Regions from separate parts of the Homo sapiens genome. Here all the other regions are linked to region 2. The links are chromatin contacts, found by Hi-C or POLR2A ChIA-PET in ENCODE. All regions are on one chromosome and are shown on one strand. Each heading gives the region's core, a stretch centred on a gene start or an enhancer-like site at or near the end of the contact. The rest is flanking DNA. Distances are from core to core; before and after follow the strand shown. Region 1 holds the start of SEC62 (SEC62 preprotein translocation factor). Region 2 holds the start of NLGN1 (neuroligin 1). Region 3 holds the start of MECOM (MDS1 and EVI1 complex locus).

The links. A loop is a pair of places that touch in the nucleus more often than their neighbours do. ChIA-PET counts read pairs that join two places held with the same protein, here RNA polymerase II (POLR2A). Pooled maps may share reads with other maps.
Region 1: a map of ascending aorta shows a loop between it and region 2 (7-fold over the local background). The contact joins the promoter of SEC62 here to the promoter of NLGN1 in region 2. A Hi-C loop is called at or near these places in 1 of 168 maps with a recorded cell type or tissue (ascending aorta) and 2 of 50 pooled maps. POLR2A ChIA-PET finds 5 or more read pairs at or near these places in 1 of 52 experiments (activated CD8-positive, alpha-beta T cell).
Region 3: a map of naive thymus-derived CD4-positive, alpha-beta T cell shows a loop between it and region 2 (14-fold over the local background). The contact joins the promoter of MECOM here to the promoter of NLGN1 in region 2. A Hi-C loop is called at or near these places in 1 of 168 maps with a recorded cell type or tissue (naive thymus-derived CD4-positive, alpha-beta T cell), 2 of 37 single-sample maps with no recorded cell type and 8 of 50 pooled maps.

What each region holds. Positions count from the first base shown.
Region 1 is chr3:169,963,316-169,968,082 of GRCh38, forward strand. SEC62 (SEC62 preprotein translocation factor) reads left to right here and starts at 3,492. Exons shown (of 8, transcript NM_003262.4): 1 at 3,492-3,543. The coding sequence starts at 3,508. It also overlaps the pseudogene FHL1P1. RefSeq lists an enhancer at 3,171-3,610.
Region 2 is chr3:173,395,284-173,400,017 of GRCh38, forward strand. NLGN1 (neuroligin 1) reads left to right here and starts at 2,461. Exons shown (of 7, transcript NM_001365925.2): 1 at 2,461-2,780. RefSeq lists silencers at 315-394, 415-504 and an enhancer at 730-1,229.
Region 3 is chr3:169,660,138-169,665,208 of GRCh38, forward strand. MECOM (MDS1 and EVI1 complex locus) reads right to left here and starts at 3,575. Exons shown (of 17, transcript NM_004991.4): 1 at 3,199-3,575. The coding sequence starts at 3,235. It overlaps LOC124906301 (a long non-coding RNA gene), which reads left to right. Exons shown (of 2, transcript XR_007096153.1): 2 at 699-1,025. RefSeq lists an enhancer at 657-1,377 and a silencer at 2,467-2,566.

The DNA of each region.
Region 1 (4,767 bases), core at 2,242-4,741, 3.4 Mb before region 2:
TTCACTGTTACAGATTTTTGACAGGGGTCCTGCAATTAATCCCCAGCCAATACTGATGGACGACTGTACCATATAATTTGCCTTCTTGTGTTTTACAGTCTGTTCTCTTCTTCCCAAAATATAAGCTCCACAAGAGCAGGATGTTTGCCTCTTGAACACTAGTATATCCTCAGTGTCTAGAACAAGGACTGGCACATAATAAGCCCTCAATAAACATTTGTTTAATGAATGAATAAATATAACTCATTTCCTCAAAAATCTCCAGTAAAGTCTCTTGTAACTAATAGTTTTGCTTTGGCAAAAGAAAGAACAGGGGCCAGGTGCAGTGGCTCATGCCTGTAGTCACAGCACTTTGAGAAGCTAAGGCAGGCAGACTGCTTGAGCCCAGGAGTTAGAAACCAGCCTGGGCAACATGGAGAAACCTGTCTTTACAAAAAATTAAAAAATTTAGTTGGGTGTGGTGGCACGACCTGTGGTCCCAGCTATTCAGGAGGCTGAGGTGGGAGAATCCCTTGAGCCCAGGAGGCGGAGGTTGCAGTGAGCCGAGATCGCACCACTGCACTCCTACCTAGGCGACAGAGCAAGACCCTGTCTTCAACAACAACAACAATAACAAAAAATACTCCTCGTTTGGGAGAGAAATAACTGTCAAATAATAAGAGTAAAATTGGAAATTCAAAAGTAAGTTGGAACTAGAAGTGGCTAGGGGAAACTCCTTACTGCCACCATCAATAATATAGATGGTGTGCTGGGAAAAGGATTTGAGCTATTTTTATATAAATATTTTTATATAAATATTAAATGGAAAGGAGACCCAGAAATTTGACCCATAAATCTGAGGTTATATGTGTGAACATTAGCCATCATTCATGCTGCTACACACAACAGGGAGTCATGGAAGGAAGAAGGTCTGGAGTGTAAAGAGCATAGAAGTGAGGAGAACAATTAAAAGGCCATTGCAATACTAGTTCACGTAGGTGATGATAAGGACTTGAACAAGGCAATGGTAATGGGAATGATAAGGGAGGGAAGAATTCCAAATATCTCAGCTGTAGAATCAACAGGATTGGTGACTGACTGGCAGAAAGGCATGGTTGGGATGCATCCAAGGTTTCTAGCATGAGTAATTGAGTGAACAACGATGTAGTTATTAGATTTTTACAGTAAAAGGGGCAGGTTTTGCTGGGGAAATGGTGATTTTTAGTTGGACATCCAGTGGAAACATCCAGAAGAAATCTGGAATTAAACATGAATGCAGTATTTTGGAATTAATCTGTAAACAGAATGCACAAATAGAAGAGACAAGAGGAAGGTGAACATATAAAAACGGTGGCCAGGAACATGTGAGAATTGGGTAAAAGGAGAGAAGTCAACGAGAAATCAGAAAGAAGTTGATATACATGCCAAAGAAGGAAAAGAAGTCAAGAAGAACAGTCAATATTGTCAAATACTGAGTAAGATGCCAGCTGAGAGAAGGTATTGGGTTTGACAAAATAATTGTTACTGGATGGTGGAGGTAGAAACCAAATTGTTGTAATCTAAGGAGTGAATGACAGAACAAGAGGACACTAAATTAAAGCTCTGCTGATGAAGAAAATAGTAAGGCAGTAACTTGAGGATGAGTCATTGTCTATAAAGGATTTTTATTCCCCACCATAGTCCTAACCTAACATTTGACATCTATCTAGTAGGCACTCAATACCTACTGAATGCAATAATATTTTCATTTATAGACCAGGTCTCCTATAAAATAGTCCAGTGTTTATGTCCACATAAAACAGCACAAAACAGATTCATCATTCTGGGTGGGTAGAGGGATTGAAGGAAATAAAGACATTTCATATTCTATATTATGTTTTGGGTTAATTGGCAAGAATAATTACTTCTTTCTCACCCCATCCCTGACTATACACACACCCAAATTATAGATTATAGAGGAGAAAGGAATTAAATGACTCCTGAGACCAGAACTGCATAGTCCAAAAAAAAAAAAAAAATTCAGCAATCTTACTTTATTAAAAAATTAGGCATCAAGATGCTGCAATTTGCCTTACTTACATATTTAATTGCTCTTAGGTTAGATATATAATATGGGAAACCTGGAAAAAAATTTTAATGGTATAATAAACGCTTACAACCTAACATTAAGTGAAAAAAGCAGCTGCCTTATTGCATATGATCTCAATTTGGGAAACAGGAAAAAATATAAATACAAACACACATGCACACACACACACAAAGTCAGAATACTATAAGAAAATAAACTGAACGGTCACAGTGGCTCACGCCTGTAGTTCCAGTTACTCAGGAGACAGAGACAGGTGGATCGTTTTGAGCCCAGGAGTTCAAGACCCGCCCGGGCAACATAAGGAAACTCCATCTCCACACAAAAAAAGTAAAAATTAGCCAGGTGTGGTGGCTCATGCCTGTAGTTCCAGCTACTCAGGAGGCTGAGGAGGGAGATCAGTTGAGACGAGGAGTTCGGTGATGCAGTGAGCCGAGACTGCGCCACTGCACTCCAGCTTGGGCAATATAGAGCGAAACTCAGCATCAAAAAAAAAAGAACATCTTTCTATTCTGAATTTTCCCAATTTTCTACAATTAAAAACGCTTTAAAGATCTCTATAAAGTCAGTCAAGGGAATTTCTATCTAAGCACTTACCAGCAATTTGAGCTCCTTCTCTTTTGGTCTAGGTGGCTCTAAAATAACAATAAAGGCTACAGTGATTGAAATTCACCAGACTTGAAATAGACTGCAGCCTTCTTCCTTCCCACCTTCTTAGAATCTTTGTCCTATTCATCTTCCTTACGCTTCCCCGGGTTCTCTTACTTCTGGATTCTAACAGTGAGTTGTGAGAAGCAACGCGGAAAACGGAATGGAGACTCCAGCTTGTTTTAAACGAGCTGTATTACCCCGCACAGTGCAGGAGAAAAGATAATTGGCTCAGGTCTCGGCTCTGCCATCTACCACCTGTGGAGCCTTAGATAAGTCAGTTCTTATCTCTGTCACTCAACGGTCTCGGTCTTGTCATCTTTTACATGGAATGTCATGAAATATACAGTACATTGCAGGAACTGCCTCAGGTAAAGACTTCTAGGGTTCAGTAGGTCTCAGTCGATCCCTCTGAGAAAGGCCGCACCCTAAATGCACAGACTCTGACTCTAAGGGGATGGGGTCGGGGAATCTGCATTTTAGTAGCTTCTCAGGTGATTCAGATGCTCAGTCAGGATTGAGAAACCAGGACTCTTCCCAGCCCTCCTGTTCTCTGATCCACTTCTCTGCTTCCTCCACGTCCTAACGATTCTCCAGTTCCCGCACAGCAGGAGCGGAGGGAAGAGGGGAGAGAAGGCACCGCTAAGGACCGCTGGCCCCGCCAGGCGGCCGACCTCCCCATTCCAGGGGCGCCAGCCGGCGGATTACATAACGGGCCTCGGGGCGCGTTCTCGCGAGGTTTCCACCGCCCCCTCCTCGCTCCACGTCAGAGGGAACCGGGCGGAGCGGCCAACATGGCGGAACGCAGGAGACACAAGAAGCGGATCCAGGTAGCAAAGCCGAGCTCTGGGCAGGGGGCTTCGGCGCGCTGGATAGTGGAAGGGGCGGGGAAAGCCCCCTAAAAGGGCGAGCGAAAGCAAGGGCGAGGTGGGGTGGGGTGGGGTGGGGTTCCGCCGCGAGGCAGCTGGCTGCAGGCTGCGCGTTGTGAGGGGCCTGAGGGGGGGCGGTGTTGGCGACGGCGGAGACAGAGACGGAGGTGGTGGTGGAGCAGCAGGGGAAGGAAGGAGGCGCCGCGCTCAGAATCCGGCTGCGGAGGCGCGGCTGTGGGCCTGGAGTTCCTGTGGTCGCGCTGTCCCGGGCCTGAGCTGGAAGGTCAGCCTCCCCTGGGGCGCAGACGCTGACCCTTCCCGGGGCTCCTCCCCTCCCTTCACCCCATCCTCTGGCCTTAGCTGGCCTGAAATTAAGGCCACGGTAATAGGGGTAGCAGGAGGCGGCGGACTGACCTAAAGCAGCTGGTTCTTTGTGCGCATAGACCGTAAGGGGGAATGATCTGGACTTGGTCAGCTGCCTCGGGGCCTAGGCAGGGATCTGCTCATCCAGATGTTCAGTTGCGTTGCCCTTCTTTCCCTTCAATATTATTAACTTAATAGTCCACTTGAAGCTTGCCGGCTTTTTTCCGGGCGACGTGGTGTAAACAACCACAACCTCGTTGGTGCTGCAACGAGCTGGTGGAGCCCAGAAACCTTTCACATGCCAGTGTGTCATCCTCGTAGTAACGTACATAACATCTCCCCCTAATTCCACATGCGTGTCATTTGTGCATTTCTTCCTTGCGATTTTCCCTGGTTCTTGTTCTTTGCCAAGAGGATTAATTATGTAGAACATCTTGGACTCAGGATATTTATTAGTCGTCTCATCAGCTGATGTGCTGAGAAACCTTCATAAGCCCTCAAATTGATCACATGTAGTAAATTGTTACTATAATCATAAATTGTTACATTCATCATTGCCTTTCTGTTCCTTACTATTTCATTGCTTAGAATGATTTTTTCTTTCTTCCATTTTATCCCTTCTTTTTTTTTTTAAGTTTATCGATTTATTGGCGTACAATACAGATGTTTTGAGCTATGCAAGTTAAAATTCTTCTGTAAACTTTTTAAGTGCTGTGAAAAAGACACACATGATCAGTAAATTTGGAATTTTGGAATTTGGCAGAAATAAAGTAGTTCCGAACAGGGTGCAGAAGGGAATTAGAAAGAGGCAGATTTCGAGTT
Region 2 (4,734 bases), core at 1,211-3,710:
GCCAAAGGCAGTGGCGTTGCGTTCACACTACTCGCACGGAACAGTCTACAGCCAACGAACGCTTCAATTCAGAGATTACTCTGCCTCTAGCTAGAGGAAGCAGAGGAAAGAGAGGGGAGTTTGGTGGCTAGAGATTTACCAAAAAGAGGGGGGCGGGGGAAAGAAGAGGCACAGTGGAAGGCTGTTGCCTCCAACTCCGCGCTCTCCGTCACCAAGACGAAAACGCCTGGAACCGGAGCACGATGACGCCGAGAAGACAGAAACTCAGAGCGTCCGACGCCTCGCGTCTGGGCGGTCGTGCCCGTTCACTCACACGCCGCTCTGAGTGGTTTGGCGAACCTCACACGTGACTCCCTGGGCCCTTCACCCCTCCTGCCGCCGCGGGCGCTGCGGAAGCTGCGGGCGGAGGACGCTCGGCTGCCGCGGGAGGAGTAAGGGAGGAGGGCGGAACTTGTAAAGGGAGGGGCCATCACCAGCACCAAGTCTGCCACCGCCGGACCCGCGCCCCCGAAGCCCACCCCCACCAAGATCGCGCCTCCGACCGGCGGGAGGGGCGCGCAGGGGAGGGGACGCTGTGCAATAAACCGGGCGGGGAGAGGGAGGCAGCGGAGGGAGTCCTGGCTCTGAGGGGGGCAGGATTGGGTCTGGAGGATGGTCTGGCTTGATTCAGACTCCTGCACCCGACAACGCCACGGAGTGAGGGGAGAGGGAGAGAGAGAAGGTGGCAGTGTGTGTGCGCGCGTGTACGTGTGTGTGTGCGTGTCTACAGGTAGCAGTGGCGGCGGCGGCGGCGGCGGCGGGGACCGGAGCAGGGGACGCATCTGCAGCCACCTCCCCGCCTATGATTTTCGGAGGCGATTGCTCACTTAGCTGAGGATCTGTAGCCCCGGGAGATCTTCTCATCCTCTCCATTTCCAAGCTTCATAGGTGTCTTCCAGTTTCAAGTGTGTGTTTTGGGTATTTTATTTTTAATTTTTTTCCTTCTCCCTCTAAATCTTCTCGGAAATTCTGCATATTGAAGCAGGTGGCTCCTGGTACGAAATCTCTGGATACATTTGGCTTGCCAAGTTTTGCTCTTCGCTGTCCCCTCCCGTTTACAGAAGCATCTGTGGTGCTTTTCATTTTGGATTTACATGCAGGAAACGTATATATGTTTATATACCGACCGCATAATATATAAATACATATACGCGTGCCCAAGGGCCTGGTTTTCGTCTCTCCTCCCCACGAAACGGAATGTTTTGGAGCCGATGGATAACAAGAACACTATTAACATTCTTTTGAGCCTGTTTTTTAAAAGGGGGAGGGAGCGTGAAGAATTGTTTAACATTTGGCCATCGTTTGGCTGCACACTAAGCACCACGAAGTATTTATGGTTGCAGATCAGGTGCAAACGGGGCTTAGAGAGAAAGGTAAGGGAGCTTCCTGCGTCCGCCGAGCTCCGGCGTTTACCTTAATCCCGGGGATTGCCGAGAACTTCCTATTCCCTGCCTCTCCTTCGCCTTCCCCACCTTCCACCCACCCTTCTCTGCTCTCTCTCTTCTGTAAACTCAACCCTTTTCCAATCCCATTGGGGTGGGGGTGGGGGGTGCTGGAGGTATAATCGTCTATTTGAGTTTAAATGCGTCTCTCTTTCCCAGGCTAGTAGCTGAGTTTTCCAATAGCCTTTCTGGCGGTTTTAGGAAATCGTGTCCTTTATAAAAAATAATGCTACCTAAATAAGTGTTTTAAACATCTGAAGATGCCAGTCCCTCACCCTATCCTCTGATGAAAATAAAAGCAATAAAAAATAATGAACTTTAATAAACTGGGTGGTTTTTTTTAAGCGTTGGGGTTCATGGAAGCTCCCAAACGCTTTTTTTCATTTAAAAAGAAAGATAACCAGCAAACAAACCAATCTCAGGAGGAGTCCACAGTGGAGGAGATTCGCCTTCCGTTTCTGCATAAAACCAATACATTTTACTTGGAGGGTAATTTGCCAGAGTTGAGCGAGACGAAGCCGTGTCTAAATAAGTACATGACACTAAATTTCCTTTTAAATCCACCTTTTACACCATGGCCAGTCGCTTGTTTAACTCCCGTTCAAGGGACACGGTTTTCAAACGTGACCTTTTGGGGAGATGTGGGAACTTCCCCTCATTTCTTCTTCTGTGCCGCTAACCTCTTTCCTCCTCCGCGCGGCATCTCCAGCCCCGGCAGTTTGTAAATTGCCCGTTTTGCCCACCCTCCTGGTGGGCGTTCTCTCCCCCACTCCACTCCTGCCCCCTCTGTCCTTTCTTCATTGGCGTCTTCGGAGCAGATGCATCTTCTTTCTTCTTGGCCTCACTCTCCCGTTCCCCCGTCAGTCCCCCCACCCGCGGCTCCCCACTTGCCCCAGCTCTCCTCGCCGCTCCTCCCCGCCTCCCCGCGGAGGGTTGACCCTTCAATTCGGAGTCCCGGCCTGTGGGCGGGCGGGGGAGCGCCGCGGCTGTAAGCCGAGGATCAGGCGGCGGCGCGGAGAGCGCGCCCGGGCGGCCAGCGCCGAGCGCGCGGAGCTGGCGTGGGGAGACACGGCAGGAAAGGCGAGTCGGAGTGGGTGATGAGAGGCCGGGAGAGCCCGTCCGAGCCGGAGAGACCGGAGAGAAGGGAGCGAGCGACTGTGCGGCGCTCACGCTGCCAGAGCCCGGGCGGAGTGCAGTCGCCTCCAAAGCCTTAGAGCGGCGCCCCAGTCACTGCAGCTCTTCACCCTAGAGCTGTGCCCTGGGACCACAGAGACCAAGAGCATGGAAATCGGCTGAGAGGTACAAAAGAAATAAGGAACAGATTACGAGAAAGCGGGGAGGGTTTCCTGGCGAAATACGGAGGCTGAGCAGATGGAGGAACAATGCCGCCTCCAGAAGAAAACCCTTGCCTGAACCCTCGGCGGAGCGCAGAGGAGCTGCTTTCAGCCTTCTGCTCTCCCCAGGCCCTCCGGCTAGTTCTGGGGTTGGTTCCGCCGGTTAGTTTGACAGGGATAAGAAAGTTGCTCTTCTTCCCCACAACGTTTCCTGAGAGGTGGTTTTCAGATCTGTGTGTTTCCAGTCAAGATGTCACTCCCTAGATCCCCCGCGTTGAGCAACTAATATATTATGCATTATTGGGCAATAAACTCTCCTGGGAAGAGAAGGTATTCCAAACATTTAAACCGTTCTCCACCGACTCCTGCCCGCCTCAACACAATGCCTTGTGAGTAGAAATGAAAAACCACCTGAATTTAAAATTATTTAGGTTGAGATTTTGCATTGGGAATAATTTCTTCCAGAGGAGGTTGTTAGTGTGTTATAGAGATGAGGGATATTACATGTCCAATATTTGATTCATTTGTGATAATTCTAAATCATGAACAGTTGGCCTCCACAAAGGTACTATTTCTTTTTGCATTTCCAGGGCCATAGTGATACATATAACACTTGGGAAACGTGAATTCGTATAGTTAACCCAGTATCTGTTACTCTGCATTTTTACAGGTAGTTAATATACTCATTTTCCCTCTTTTTATACTCAAACTCCGGTAGACTATTTTTGCTTAAGTCAATTGAGTTGTCATGCTGTACATGAAAATTACAGGGTCTTAATGCATTTCTCACCATTAATTGTGCTCAATTATTAATAGGATCATAGATATTAAAATGTCACTGAGAAAGGGTATGTGTACCTATGTTTGAGTGTAAAACCTATAAAATGTCTCAGCATTTCTATCAGCCATTGTAACCTAGCAGAACACAAGGTTTTTGAAATGAGCTCAGAAGCAAGGGCCATTCATATATTTAAAATATTAAATGTTAAATGCAAAAACATTAAATTTACTGTGCCTTTGGCAGAGAATGAATCTAAGTCTACTTGCACTGCAGAGTGATTGAGTGATTCACAGAGAAAGTGGAAGTTAATCATTACTCAGGCCTTCTGATTACATGGTTTGATTAAAAGAAGTAACTGTTTTCTGTAAGCCTGCTATTCTGCAGTTAGTCTTCCCAATCCTCTTAACATAAGCAGAAATTGAGGGAGTCAATCTTTCAGCAGATTCTACTAGAGTTCCAGTAGTGTGGAGTAAGAAAAGCTTCTTTAGTTCCCGTCCTTCCCATTGTCTCCCTTCTTCCACCCCCAAAGTACTTGCTGTCAATCTTTTCTTTATTCCCTCAGTATAGTTTTATTTTGTGAAATTTTCCACTTACATTTAGTAATAACATATTTTCAAATGTAAATGTTTGAATGGCTTTGAAGTTGAAGGTGAAATATACACTTAAAGAAGGTAGGCTGAGAACTCCATTGGTTTCATTTGCAGGGTGTTGGAAGGCCTGATGACCCTATGCATTCCTGGATGACTTTCTTGGATCACTCTCCAAAGTCTCTTCCAACTCTGAAATTCTTATATTTTATTCTGCTTTTACTATTTTCACATGGTTATCCAGTGCCAAGATCTACATATCCCTTCAAATTACATTAAACTAGCTGTTTCTGGTTTTCTTTATAGGATAATTAAGTAGCTAGAACTATAAAATACAGTTATAAATCTGAGATCTGAGTTTTTTATAAAATTTTTCACATACATTTTAATGCTATTGACAACTTTTTGTGAGACAATATTAATACAGATATAGCTTTGAGTGACGTATCTCTCTGGGTTTTCATGTATTGAAACAGTTTTTAACATAGTAATGGTTTATCTTGATAATTCTTTATTATTTTTACACAAAGGAGTTATTTCACAAATTACCT
Region 3 (5,071 bases), core at 2,325-4,824, 3.7 Mb before region 2:
AGCAACTGGCATTTCTGGCACGGCCCAGGTGCTGTCCTAGCTGCCCAAGAAAACGGCTGGGAAGTCTCCCCGCGCTGCCAGAGTCGGTTTGGCTTTTGGTTTTCTTTTCTTAAAGATGGAAATAAAATTCAGGGGCGTTAGGCACTACAAATGTCAATCTTCCTGCCTTTCATTTTATTTTTAATTAAATTTTTTAACCTTCCCAAATGATTTACAACGAATTTATCGGTTTCAACTACTGTATAAAATACAAGCCTTACAAGTTGCAAACTGTGTTGTGCATTCAATCTCGGTGTAGATTCAGTGGGTATTTTCAGGGTCCGTGGTCTCTGGTCTAGGTCCATGGGCTCCTGTACTGTAGTCAAGGCCAAATCAGGACTTAAGACCACCAAAGAAATTTACAAAAGACAAAAAGAACAACAAGCTACCGAGAAAACAACTATTTATATGTAATTTGTTTCCATTGTAATGTTTTCTCTTGCCACAATAAAGGTAGTTTTGTTTTTTAAAGTATTGTAGTCACAACTCCCCTTCTAAACCCAGAAAAAGAAAAACTGGTGCAGAGCAGTGAAGTTTTCGTTGGATGATTGCACCGCAGGGGTCACCAACCATCTCCGCCACGCGCTACTCGGGGGAAGGAAATCGCGCTTTAAAATACAAAAATCTGTAGTTTTAATATGATTTCCTTTATTACCCAGATTGTAACTGAAGAATTGCAACGCAGCGCTTCTGTCTGGGAAAGGCAGCTGCGGCAGCAACAGCTGGAGTAGTGCAAGCGGGAATCTGAGGCTCAGTAAAAGTTTGTAAGAGTTGAGATCTAGCTATCAGAAAGCGGCAGCGGCATCCTTAGAGACCCTGGGGACAAAATAAATGGGTCTCCCACCAGTTGAATGACAAGTATCATCAGATCGGAAACGAGGCTCAGTTTCTGGATGCTGAGTGGACTGTGCGTGCGGGAATATTTTAAGACGGCATCGTATGTCTTGCTTGGCAATTAAAATAGTTGAAAAAGTTGCTCAAGAAAATTCGAAGGGTTTTGTGTTCTGCTTTCACTTCAGAAGTTATCGGGCAGTGAGTTGCGGCGCGAAGCCTTAAGCTTTCACTTCACAACTTAGGCATGGTTGAAAAGGGCTACCCACCCCCACCCACCATCCCACTCCCGCCAACTCCCCCCCCCACACACACACTCTCTCTCTCTCCCAACCTTTAGTCCAAATCGAAGCCCGCAAACCTCAAGTATATGTACATTTATTTCCCTTCAGATGAAAATAAAGACATCGGCCTCATTTAAAAGCAAACAGGGAAAACAGTTCCACCGGCGCCCTTTGACACTGTAGCAGCGAGTGTAAAGAACAACACCCAAAAGAGAAACAGATGGACTGATGACCCAAAGAGCCCTATATTTAGGTTGATTTCTCAGACCCAGGGGAAAGGAAATGTATCGGGGAGTGTACGAGTGCTTGGGTGAGGACTGCACAAAGCACTGGAAAGGCGCCTGGGATGACAGCATCTCGCGGGGCTACACCGCCGACTCCAATGCCCGCGAAGCCGAGCCTGCTGAGGTGCCGCCGACTTCCCGGGCTGCTGCAGGGACGCAGTGAGCAAGGAGGCGTGGATACGATACCTACCGTATTTGGTTCTAATGTGCGAGGGTCGCGCGGGGGGAGACTGGGATTTCACTGGGGAGAAGCATCCCACCCATCTCCGATCTCTCATTTCTGCGTTCCGTAAACAACACAATTAGAGAGTTTTGTTTTCGGCGAGTGCGAGTGTGGGAGAGAGAACCGCGGCCTGTCCACTCCCGAGGCAGCTCCAGCCCCGCCTATTGACACCTCAAGGAAGAGCGCTCCCAGCCGCTCCGGGGCTCAGTGTCCCTGAGTCCCCTTCAACTCGAAGTAGAAGCATTTGGACAAACGCAGTCCTGTCGTCTACAGTCCTGGCGGAGCATCACACCGTGTGGGAAAGTGTGGGCCCCGCCGGCAAAGCCAGGCGAGTCATCCAACACTTTTGCTGTAAGAGTGGGGGATGGGACTCCCACCGCCCCCTCCCCAAACCCCTTAGCCCACATCCCGCCAGACCAAGGCCGCTCCGCGCCGGGCAGGCAGGGGGCGCCGGGGAGGGTTATTGACCCTGGACCCAGGCTGCACCCAGACGAAGCGCCGGAGGCTGCGCTGCGCCCTCTCCGCGGCCCAACGCTCTGGCAGCCCGCCCCCTGGGGTTTGCTCGGCGCCCAGCAAGCCCGAGGTGCGCGGGTCGCAGCGCGCCCTCTCTGCCTCCTGCTCCTAGGCTGCCGCCGCTGGCTGTGTGCCCTCCACTCCCGGCTCTCCGAGCGCTCGCTGGGCCTCTTCTCTCCCCACGTCCGAGCGCTCGCTGGGCCTCTTTCCTCCCCACCTGCGCGTGGCTGTGCGGAGCCGGTAGCTCTGCTCTGCCCGTGCCCCCGCCCCCACCCCGCGATCACAGCCCCCACCTTGGTGTCCCCTACTCCCCGCCGCAGTCCTCCCGCCGCGCAGCGCCGCGCCGGAGAGCATGGCCGAGCGCACAGCGCCCACTACCGCAGCCGCGGCTCGGCGCAGTCCACCCGCCCGCCCGCGCAACTTCCAGCGGCCGCCTCGCAACTTTTCCCAAGTCCACCACAGCCGCCCGCCGCCGCCGCCACTGTGGCTCCCTCTGAGCCGCCTACCCTACCCAAACCCCAGAAACAAACCGAGGCTCGAAAAGGCTCCCTTCTCCTGCCGGCCCCCCATCCCCCGCGCCCCCCTCCTCCCACACCCGGGACTAGCTGGTTGGCCAGAGGCAACTCTCCCCCGCCTGGGGGGAAGGGGAGGGGAGGGGGAGACTTTCTCCTCTTCTCTTCCCCCCCACCCCACCCCTTCGCGCTCACTCTCGCGCTCTCTCCTCCCTCCCACCCCTAGTCTTTGCTGCCCCCACCCCCACCCCCACCCCGGGGTTGCCACAGCTGGTCGGTGCGCGGGACTGAGGGCTGCCCAGGCTCCTCCGGCGCCCAACCCGGGAGCGAGAGCGCGGGCGACCGGGAGCAGAGACTGGAACCGGCAGGTTGCTGGGGCTGCGCTCCGCCTGCCCTCCACCCGGGGCCCCGGCGCAAGAGGCAGCCCGCGCTCCCTCCCGGAGCGCTAGAGACAGATATGCAAGATGGCAGAGGAGGGGGAAAAGCCAATAGAAAAGGGATATTGCACCTACTTGTGGCCAGTTTCCTTGCCCTGCCTTTGGATCTCATGCTGTGCCCAGTCCTGCAGCCGCTGGTGTGTGGTTGGGGCTTTTTTTTCTTGGATCCTTTCCTTCTTTTGCTCTCCCTCTCGCTCCCTCCCTCTCTCTCCTGTCTCTCTCTCTCTCTCTCTCTCTCTCTCTCTCTCTCTCTCTCTCTCTCTCTCTCTCCCTCCCTCCTGTTTCTCTCCTGTTTCTCTCTCTCTTCCACACACTCACTCTCTGTATTTTCTTCTTTCACTCTCTCTCCCTCCCTCTCTCCCTTTCTCTCAATCCACACTCGCTATCTCTCCAGCATTGTCAGTTTGGACACCTTCGCACATGCGCGCTAGACGCCCCTCCAACATCTCAGCGCCGCCAAAAAAAGTTTGGAGCGATTTATCACTTTGATTTGGAGATCTTGTCAGATGGCAATCGCCGAGGAGGCGGAGAAAGGGAGCCGCGGGGAGGGCGGCGGGGGGCGGGGAGCGAACGCAGGGAGCCAGAGGGGAGCAGACACCTCGCCCAAAAAAAGGGGAGGGGGGAATTGAAAAGGCTTGGGCAGAGGATTGATTCCATGTTAGAATCGCCAACAAGCTTGTATCATGATTATTGTTATTGTTTTTCCCACCATAAATTGCAGACATTTTTCTATACCATCTACGAGGGAAGCAAGAAGCCAGGGGGGAAAAAAACTTTAAAAACATTTTTTAAAAACCCTTCTCCTGTTAAAGAACTAGAAGGGCTGGACCCTCGGCTAATAATCCAGGAGAAAGTGAGAATCATCCTGAACTTGAGAAATCTACTGCTGCCGCTGCTACTGCTACTGAAGCTATTGCAGCTTCCGCTTTCAGGGTTGTAAGCAGAATAAATAACTGGTTTTTTCCTCGATTTTAGCTGTAATACCAATGCTTGCTGCCATCCTTGGGACATTTCAGTATTCTTTCCCTACCAAGTAGTAATGATCACCCTTGATTCCCGGGTCCGGGCCGGCGCTGGCATTTGACATCCAAAGACCTCCTGCTTTCTCAGAGGTCGGCTGTCACCTTCCGGCCTCCCCCACTGCTGCCCCGGTCGCCTCCCGATGCAGCTCTGCTTGCCTGCCATTTTCACTCACTCGCTTAAACCTACAACCTCGGGGTCAAAAGAAAGAGGAGTAGGGAGGAAAATCACACACTCTTAAAAAAATACATTGTTGAAATTTCCTTTAATTACAGGATTTACCAATGAAGTGCCACTCAGAAATGGGAATTCCTAAAGGGGCTAGCTGTGTACAAGGTATGAATCAATCCCAACTAGGTATAGATTTTCTTTTGGTACAACCTTCTTGCATTAAACAGTTTTGTTCAATACCTTCCATGTGCTATTTATGTCCCCATTAATATCTGTTGCAAATCCTGCCAGACACCATAAAAGAAAATTACAATCTTTTCAGTCTCCGTGCTGCAACAATACATCCTTGATGTTCAAGTTAAAGGAAAAGAAAAGCAGGTCCTGGGCATGAGTTTGGCAAAGGCTGTGGAGGGAAAGGGGAATCATTGAGAATGCCCAGTCGTACCTGTTGGTATTTATTATCAAATCTAGGACTGCAGACATGAGAGAGCAAATAACAAGGTTCAACCCCAAAGGGTATCAATGGCCTGCAAATCTCTTTATTCAAGAGAATCAAAGTTCAAAGAATTTGTCCTTGTTAAGGATGCCTACCATTTTCCTTTATCCAGAGCTGTGTAATTCTGGGGGCATTTGGCTGTAAGATAGAGGTCCCTGGAGAACCAAGCTACAGGTCTCAAGGGAGACAGATGTATAAGGTTGAAATGTGAGGAAGGGAAGTAGGAAGGTAAAGGAGGGAATTACTCACAACAGGAGTAAA